Regions from separate parts of the Homo sapiens genome. Here all the other regions are linked to region 1. Evidence: chromatin contacts called from ENCODE Hi-C or POLR2A ChIA-PET data. All regions are on one chromosome and are shown on one strand. Each heading gives the region's core, a stretch centred on a gene start or an enhancer-like site at or near the end of the contact. The rest is flanking DNA. Distances are from core to core; before and after follow the strand shown.

Evidence for each region. Hi-C counts contacts between places; a loop is a spot of excess contacts on that map. ChIA-PET counts read pairs that join two places held with the same protein, here RNA polymerase II (POLR2A). Pooled maps may share reads with other maps.
Region 2: a map of natural killer cell shows a loop between it and region 1 (10-fold over the local background). The contact joins two enhancer-like sites. A Hi-C loop is called at or near these places in 11 of 168 maps with a recorded cell type or tissue (CD4-positive, alpha-beta T cell, CD4-positive, alpha-beta memory T cell, CD8-positive, alpha-beta T cell and 5 more) and 11 of 50 pooled maps. POLR2A ChIA-PET finds 5 or more read pairs at or near these places in 6 of 52 experiments (CD4-positive, alpha-beta T cell, CD4-positive, alpha-beta memory T cell, CD8-positive, alpha-beta T cell and 3 more).
Region 3: a map of prostate gland shows a loop between it and region 1 (2.0-fold over the local background). The contact joins two enhancer-like sites. A Hi-C loop is called at or near these places in 3 of 168 maps with a recorded cell type or tissue (HepG2, PC-9 and prostate gland).

The regions. Positions count from the first base shown.
Region 1 is chr2:436,925-439,877 of GRCh38, reverse strand. No RefSeq gene overlaps it. Among named protein-coding and RNA genes, the nearest start is that of LINC01874, 54 kb to the left of the region's middle. Within about 2 kb of position 1,702, at least 10 of the 41 ENCODE cell types and tissues checked have a DNase peak (open chromatin) inside an H3K27ac peak, as active enhancers do; they include CD8-positive, alpha-beta T cell, PC-3, PC-9 and 1 more, where a contact is called at or near this core.
Region 2 is chr2:393,235-396,150 of GRCh38, reverse strand. No RefSeq gene overlaps it. Among named protein-coding and RNA genes, the nearest start is that of LINC01865, 78 kb to the right of the region's middle. RefSeq lists an enhancer at 1,813-2,512. Within about 2 kb of position 1,615, at least 7 of the 41 ENCODE cell types and tissues checked have a DNase peak (open chromatin) inside an H3K27ac peak, as active enhancers do; they include CD8-positive, alpha-beta T cell, PC-3, PC-9 and 1 more, where a contact is called at or near this core.
Region 3 is chr2:374,308-377,474 of GRCh38, reverse strand. All of the region lies in intron 1 of LOC105373351 (a long non-coding RNA gene), which reads right to left. Among named protein-coding and RNA genes, the nearest start is that of LINC01865, 60 kb to the right of the region's middle. RefSeq lists an enhancer at 2,704-3,167. Within about 2 kb of position 1,579, at least 2 of the 41 ENCODE cell types and tissues checked have a DNase peak (open chromatin) inside an H3K27ac peak, as active enhancers do.

The sequences.
Region 1 (2,953 bases), core at 453-2,952:
GTGCCTCCGTGGCTCCTGCCCTGTCCACTGCACCAGCGGCCGCTTCTCCCACAAGGTGGCTCAGTTCAACTGGCTCCCTGGTGTCCAGGTCACAAAGTGGTTTTAGCGCCCTGGGTTCTGAGCGCTCTGCAGAAACCCTATTTCCCCTCACTGTTAGAGCAAGATATGTAGAAAGTGGTACTTTTTATAAACACATGTGTCACACTAAGAGTTCCGCTGTGAAATATCTAAACATACCATTCGACGTTCTTCCCTTCCTCAGACCTCCGCTTCTCCATATTTCTGGGTATTTTGATGCATTATATAGAATGCTAAAAACAAAGACTCTAATTCTATGTAAAGAGTCTTGAAGAAAAAGGAGTTGGAAGATTCATATCTACATTGCAAATTCTTGATAAAAACAGAATGTGTGTGTCTCTTTTCAACATTACGTACATTTTCCCTTGCAGAGGCGTATCCGTGTATTGGCTGGAAAGAGCTAATACCAGCTAACCCATGTGCCAGGCAACACCAGCAACTGGCAGAAGTCAGCAGCAATCCGATCCCACGTGACCGCTCCCTGAAGGCCCAGCCACGTGCAGGGGCCGCTAATCCGAGTAAAGATGATAAAGATCTCGCGTGCTGGGCATTGTCAGAGGCCACCTGGAGCGCACCGCACTGCACCTCCTGCGTCTCACTGCCTCTACTCTCTTCCGGGCTGCCTTGGAGCCAGGGAGATGGAATGTCTCATTCCACTGACATGGAACTTTGTCAATTTACCTAGTAAACATTTGCCAGTGCCCCCCACATGCCGGGTCTCGTGTTTGATGCTGGAAATGCAACTATGGAAAAGGCCAATCTTGTAGCCAAATGCAATCAACAGGCCCTGAAAATGCCCAGTGGGCTGGTGAGCGTCTACAACATCTACAACAGGCAAAAGGAAATTTCACGACGACTCGAGCCCCTGCATTCAACAGGGGGAAATGCATTCAATCCAGCAGGGAGAACCCAAGGTGAAGACAGTTCCCAGAAGCAGAAGCAACGCAGCCCCGGCACCAAGGTGTGAGCCCAGCTGTGGCCGAGGGTTCCTCTCACCTGGTGTGTGCCTCGTGCAAGGGAACCTGCAGAGACGCTGCCCTAAGACCTGCCAAATGGGGACCTGGAGATACATGTGGGAGGCAGCCTTCAAAAGGGAAACCAACCGCACACCCACCAGCAGGGAACAGCTCAGTTGACTTACGTAGAACTGAGGGAATGGCACTCGCTGCACCCCAGAAAACGAGTGGAAGATGAAAGGATTCCATGGAAAATGTCGACGATACATTTGAAGTAAAAAGGCACCTATATTCATAGCATGATCTCATTTTTAATCAGAAATATATTTGGAGAGAGGACAGAGATTAAACATAGCAGACAGAAAGTGGGAAGGGCTTATTCCAACTACTGACAGTACTTGACTCTGGAAAGTTAAACGGAGAATGACAGGAAGTTTAAATGGGATATTTGTACAAATATTTCAGGGTTTCCAACCTCGGCACTTTTAGCAGTTTAGGCTGTATGTTTGTGGCGGGCACCGTCGTGTTGTTAATTTAGGTTAAATTTGGGCTAAAGCTGCCTCCGTACTCTGAGGCCTCAGCCTAGCTCAGCATGTAAACAAACCACAAGCTGCCACGGGTGTGTATTCCGGTGACAGGTGGCTGCGTCTCAGCGAGCCAGAGCTGTAGCCAATCAGGCTATCTCTGCAGTCACTTCTGCTTTCTGCTATAAATATTCCCTGCCCACCGTGCGCCTGTTTTTGTCCTCGGTGATTCTTGGCTCATGAATCTTTTTTGCTCACTTAAACTCTGTTAAATTTAATTTGTCTAACCTTGTTTTAAACTGCGTGCACTGTAGGGTGTTGAGTGGCATCTTGGCCCCACCCATTCAGTGTCAGTCACATTCCTCCTCCAGGTGGGGCAAACAAAAATATCTCCGTACCTTGCCAAATGTTCCCTGGGGGCAAGATTGCCTCTGGTTGAGAACCTGAGAAACAGAGATGGGATTTGTGATAATTTAGAAATAAAACATAATGCAAGGTGGTCAATTATAATGGTGAGAAACAAAAAACTGCTTGGGAGCACAAAGGCGGATGTTGAATCCACCAACGTCCTTCACTTCCTTGTGCCTCAGTTTCCTCATCCACAGAAGCAGCGTAAAACACAGTAGTTCACAAGAATTGTGAGAAAAGTACCTGGTGCATAGTAGGCTCTTAAGGATTGTTAGATCCTTTTTTCCTCTTTAGTGTTGAATCTGGCTCCATCTGTGCTAGATCAGGAGCTCCCTTCACCTTGCTTACTCCCGTACTCATGCTACACACGCAGTGGAAGCTCAGTGAGACGTCTACACACACAGTGGGAGCTCACATCCATGCACACAGTGGGAGCTCACATCCATGCACACAGTGGGAGCTCACATCCATGCACACAGTGGAAGCTCATATCCATGCACACAGTGGGAGCTCACATCCATGCACACAGTCGAGCTCATATCCATGCACACAGTGGGAACTCTATCCATGCACACAGTGGGAGCTCACATCCATGCACATAGTGGGAGCTCATGTCCATGCACACAGTGGGAGCTCATATCCACGCACACAGAGCTGATGATATCCATGTACAGAGTAAGGGCTCATATCCATGCACAGAGTGAAAGCTCATTATGTGCTTATACCTACATAATCAAGCTCATATCCATGCACACAGTGGAAGCTCAAATCCATGCACATAATGGGAGCTGATATCCATGGACACAGTGGGAGCTCATATCCATCCACAGAGTGAGAGCTGATATCCATGCAAACAGTGGGAGCTCTATCCATGCACACAATGGGAGCTCTGTCCATGCACACAGTGGGAACTCTATCCATGCACACAGTGGGAACTCTATCCATGCACACAGTGCGAGCTTTATCCATGCACACAGTGGGAGCTCA
Region 2 (2,916 bases), core at 366-2,865, 44 kb after region 1:
TCCAAGACCAAGGCACTGACAGGGCTGGTTTCGCCTGAGGCACCTTCTCTGGGGGCCACGGCCACCGTCCTGACTGCACCCACAGGGCTCGGCTTCTCTGTGTGGGCCCAGGAAGAGAGGGAGCCTGTGGGATCTGGTGCCTCTTCTCACAAGGACACTCGCCCCAGCACGAGGCCCCACCCTCACGACCTCATCAAACCCTAATCTCCTCCGCTGAGGGTGAGGCTGCAACCTACGAATTTCAGAGCGACACACACATTCCGTCCATAACACACTTGTCCGTTTAAGGGCATATTTTCCTTCTAGTTCTTCACTAGAAATAGAAAACATAAAAAAAAAAAAAACTGGTAAGAGGATAAAAATCTCGGTCATCCCAGTTGGCCCAAGATTTTCAAAAGAACAATCCTAACTCTGAGAAAATGCTCAGGTTTTGTTTTCCTTCATTCTGTACTTATGGTTCCACACTTAGGCAGACTCGGCTTAAACCCATGTGGCTCTGTGGGGTACCTGCCCCCAGTCCAATCAGTGTGTGGCCCTGGGACAGCCACAGGGTGAACAGCCACACTTTCCAAATGCCGTTTGCTGTCACTCCACAAAGAAGCCACCTGCAGTGCAATTCCACTGACAGATCCATGACAAGACCAGAATAACACATCATTAATGACTTAAGCCAAAGGAAAAGGTATCAATAAAGCAGATATTTTATAAAAAGACAATAATTAACCAAACACCCACGTGCTGGCAGACACTGTTATTTCACAGCAGATTCAATGTGGTGGCAACACAGCTGATTTGGGAGTGAAATAATTGATGCTTTAGGCATACGTGGTGCTGAAAACAGGATTTTCTTCCATTTGAGAGTGGAGCTGCACTGCTGACTAAAAACATCCATTTCTATAATCAGCAACCTGAAGGCTTTCTTAACACAGAAGGGCCAGAGAATATTCCGTCTCCACGGTCGCCCCCGCCTGAGCATCTGCGTTGAGGCTTCCTGTGTTCAGTTGTTGGACATCACTCAGCTGAAGCAGCTGAGAAATCAGCTCCATTACTGCACCCACAGCTTCGCAACTGGACATTTAAAATGAAGCAACATAGGCCGGGTGCGGTGGCTCACACTTGTAATCCCAGCACTTTGGGAGGCCGAGGCAGGTGGATCACTTGAGGCCAGAAGTTCGAGGCCACACTGGCCAACATGGTGAAACCCCGTCTCTACTAAAAATACAAAAATTAGCCGGGTTTGGTGGCACATGCCTGTAGTCCCAGCTACTCGGGAGGCTGAAGCAGGAGAATCTCTTGAACCTGGGAAGCAGAGGCTGCAGTGAGCCGAGATCGCCACTGCACTCCAGCTTGGGCCACAAAGCCCAGGCTGTCTCCAAAATGAAATAAAAGAAAAAAGTAAAATGCTGCCATAGAGATTAATTAAATCTAGGCTAATATCCTCCCAAGTAATAAACATAAAGTTACTTAAACAGCTGAGCCAGGCGCCCGCCAGTGTCGAGGGTGCTGTAGTGAGACAGGTGCACAGTGAGCATCCAGGAAATGTGGAGAGACCGCAAAACGAGGAGGCACAGAGGAGACGCGGGCCCCAGCGGGGGGAGTCAGTGACACGCCATGAAAACACACAACACGGACGTGGAAGGATAGAATATGCCAACACCGGGGAGGTGTCGACTGCGCTGTTAACTGAAGCGTACAACAGATAAAAGGAACTACAAAGCAACATTGTAAGTTCAAAAGGTGGCACAAGCCACTGAGAAAGGTTTCGAGTGTTAGGTTATATTCGCGGCAGATGTGGGGGTCTCTGGTGAGAGGAGGCCGTGGAGACCCTCAGAGCCTGACTTCACAGGACACGAGGCTCAGTGCAGGGGTCCACAGACCACAGTGAAGGCGAGAGCTGGGACTGCCAGCGAGTCCAGGAGCACAGTGGGTCTGGAGATGAGATGAGGCTGCAAATAAGGAAACTGACAAAGCCATCCAGGCTCCATGGCAACGGCACAGCTTCCGGAAACACGTTTCTTTCTGAATGAGAGGCTGCGGGAGGCAACAGGGAGGAAACCGGAGGTGGAGGCCGCCCCACGCGTCTGCCCAGCACCTCCTGGAGGGTGGATCTCCGAGCTGGGGGCCTCATCTGAAAGGGGCTGGAGTCTTTCACAGTTGGCATGGCAATGAAAAAAGGTATGAAAAGGCAGTTAACACATTTCAGGACAAGCAGATCAGAGCCAGCCCTGCAGGCATCTAGGCAGATGAGTAGGTACTTTTGGAATGTGGAGTTTGAGTGCAGGCTGCATGAGATCGCTTGGGAGCAGGCACCTTCAGCCTGCCGTGAAGTTTGACTGCCTAGTAAGCACATGCCTGCACCCTCAGCCTGTCGTGAAGTTTGAGTGTGTGGTAAGCTCGTGCCTGCACCCTCAGCCCGCCGTGAAGTTTGAGTGTGTGGTAAGCTCGTGCCTGCACCCTCAGCCCGCCGTGAAGTTTGAGTGCGTGGTAAGCACATGCCTGCACCCTCAGCCTGTCGTGAAGTTTGAGTGTGTGGTAAGCACATGCCTGCATCCTCAGCCCGCCCTGAAGTTTCAATGCGTGGTAAGCTCGTGCCTGCACCCTCAGCCCGCCGTGAAGTTTGAGTGCGTGGTAAGCACATGCCTGCACCCTCAGCCTGCCGTGAAGTTTGAGTGCCTGGTAAGCACATGCCTGCACCCTCAGCCTGCCGTGAAGTTTGAGTGCCTGGTAAGCACATGCCTGCATCCTCAGCCCGCCCTGAAGTTTCAATGCGTGGTAAGCACATGCCTGCACCCTCAGCCCACCATGAAGTTTGAATACCTGGTACGCACATGCCTGCACCCTCAGCCCCCCATGAAGTTTGAGTGTGCGGTAAGCACATGCCTGCACCCTCAGCCCACCATGAAGTTTGAATACCTG
Region 3 (3,167 bases), core at 330-2,829, 62 kb after region 1:
TTGTCTATCTGTGTCCCCTTGTCACTCATTGAGGTTCTTTAAGATGATTGTTTTGAATTATTTGCCAGGCAGTTCATATATCGCCATTTCTTTAGAGTTGTTGGGCCTAGAGCTTGGGGCTTCAGGGGCTAGTCTGGCCCTGAAATTTTTGGAGGTGGGCCTGGTCCTGGGGCCCATGGCAAAGTCAGATGCCTGCTGCATCCCCCACCCTCTGGCAACAGAGGGTATAAGTCTCTGTGCTGTGCTGTGCAGGTTTGGTGGAAGAGTGACGGGTAACATGAAGCTGTCTTTCCTACCCTCTTAAATACATTTTTGTTTCTTTATTCCACTAGGTACTTTAGTGCCTAACGTTAGCCCTTATGAAGGTATTTTCATGTGTGGATAATTGTCCAAACTGATGTTTCTGTGAGGGGAAGAGCACCAGGAACTCCCATTCCACCATATTGCTAACATCACTTTTTCTATACAGCTGTTTTTAAACCCTGCATTTTTATAATTCACTGAAATTTATTATATAACCTACATTTACAAAATCTACTTCATAAAATTACTACATTGTTCTGACAAGAATCTTCCTGTTTAGAGAGATTCAGAAAATGTACATTTGTGTCTTCAACAATGACAGGGAATACCTACCTCCCAGTTATATCCACCTGCCATAAAAATCTGATATTTCCTCCGTAGTAGTAGAAGAGTGGGACCAGAGTTGTTATTTTTCAGAATCTTTTCTAATTCTTTATAATTTTACTGTATGTGTTGAGTATAATATTTAAAAGAAAATAAAATAACAATTGGTAAATTTATATCTACATCAGAAATATCCATTTTGTAAAAGTATATATGTCTGAAAATACATTTTAAAAGTCAATAACAGGCCAAACAAAAACATCAAACATTTTGAGCTAAAAATGATTTTTAAGAAACAAGAGACAAGCAGATTGAAGATGATGGGTAAAGTTCACAATTACAATCTTTATTCTTCCAACAGAATTATGCACATTTGGTTTTTAAGAGAAAAAAAGGAAGTATTACAGAAGCTCTTCATTTTATCTGAGCCAAAAACAGACTTATCTTCACAATAACGATTAAATTTCATTAATCTGATGTTGTTCCACTATATAAGTGCATTTCAAAAATGAATTTTAAAATAATAATCATCATCATAAATTAAAAACCCAAGCTTTCACTTTATTTTTAGTTGTCTAAACTTAGCCTGAACCCTCTGGCTGGTTTTTGTAAGCTTGAAAACAAGCCAGTCTCTTTAGAAAAAGAATTTTTTTTTCCTTAGGGATTTTATGGCTCAGGAGATCAGTAACATGATATGCAGACTTTTTTGTGTATTACACGTAAGCCCTGAGCATACCCTAGTTTGAAGCTCTAGAGAAATGTACCATAAATTGAGTGCTGGACACAAGTTGTGTGTGGTTTGATCTGTGATGCTCAGCTCTGTCACGATCAGGTAGTCAGCACTAAGTCAAGGTTTGTCAAATGGAGGAATGAAGGAACTACTTAATGCCGTTCGTCCTCTGAGAAACTGTCTAGCGGCTGCTCCATGCACAGGTAACGAGTTAGCATGACAGAGACTGATGACTGAGGGCACCGGAGCCTTCAGCACAGAGGGTCCTTGGCCTGGCTGCCCGGTTTCAACTTCCAGGGCCCGAAGTAACAGCATCACAGGAAAGGGGAGGCCATGTGGGGAATGTCTCCTCCGTGACGTGCCAACAACACCAAACATGCCCTGAATTGCCACTGTCCTCAGACCCATAGGAAACAATAATGCATTGTTACTGGGAATAATATCAAAGAGGGAGAAACAGGGAGGGAATTTTCTAAAGAAAAACAAAACAAAATCTCAGTGTGCCAAGACTTTAGGGCATGTAACAAATTGGACAGATTCCCACAGATTTACCTAAAAATAATTTGGCCCAATAAAATTTGCTTGGTCTGAGAAAACTACAAAAGCCCTCTCACTTAATGAAATCCCAGCCAACACAGCACTAATAAATCTAACCTCATCTTTCAAAACTGTGTTTTTGGACAGGAGAACTTCATAATACTGGATAGAATCCACAGTAAACTGATTCTTCTGAAGGCGTTAGTGAATCTGTGGTCCTTTACCATGTGAAAAACACACAGTTTGGGGTGTTAGGGTTTTGTAATTGAATCAAAGCTCAAAATATGTTGACTAAGATAGACACTGGTGTGAAAAATATTAATTAATGCTCAGAGAGAATAAATGCCAGGTAGGCTGTTATTCTAAAAAAATCTCAGAATCAGCTCATTAATTCAATATAAACATGGTGTCTTTAGTCTTTATATAGCGACTCTTTGTATTCCAGATGTCTTTGTGCTTATGAACTGCCTTTGACACACATCTGTAAGAGATCCATGGAGCAAACAGCACTAAGGGAGACAGCTGAGGCTGGGGATTCGTGGTCAACCAAAGGAACTTTTAGAAGAAAACACCTTTATACTCTTTGCTCCAAGGCTTATAATGAAAGCAAATATCTGAATCAGAATTCATGTCTCTAAAGAGAAAATACTTCATGTAAGACTCGGCAGTGCGCTTTGGAAAGCAGTGATTTTCTAGGGAGCAGCCGGTCTTTAGCCACGTGTGACAGAAGGAACACGGAACTCGGAATTCGGGCGCCTGGTTCAGGATGGGGTGTGGAAGACACGGATGGATGTTGAAGGAGGAAGCGAGACCCTGAGTATTTCCTAGAGGAAGAGGAAACCTTGTTTCAGGTTGGCTGGTGTGGGAGGGTGTGGACAGCCATGGAGGGCTGCTGAAGAAGGCAGACACCCTTAGAAATGTAGGTGAGTTAAGGATGCAGTGTAAGTGCAGAACCCGCTTGGGGTGTGTGTTCATAGAAATGTGCTTGCACAACGTGTGACACAAAGACGCCATTAGGATGCAATACGGTCAGTATTCCACCTCACTGTACAACACGTGAGCCGTATGAGACAAAGACGCCATTAGGATGCAATACGTTCAGTATTCCACCTCACTAAACGTCACAACAAAAAATCTCAATTTGCTGATTTCTTTTGCTCCTGCAAGGTGGTTTCTCTGTCCTGCTTTTTATTGGTTTTGTCCCCGTGGCATATCCTCCAGCCAGTGGTAGCTTTCTAACATAGTGTTAACCTTGCACTGCCATTCTGGGTAT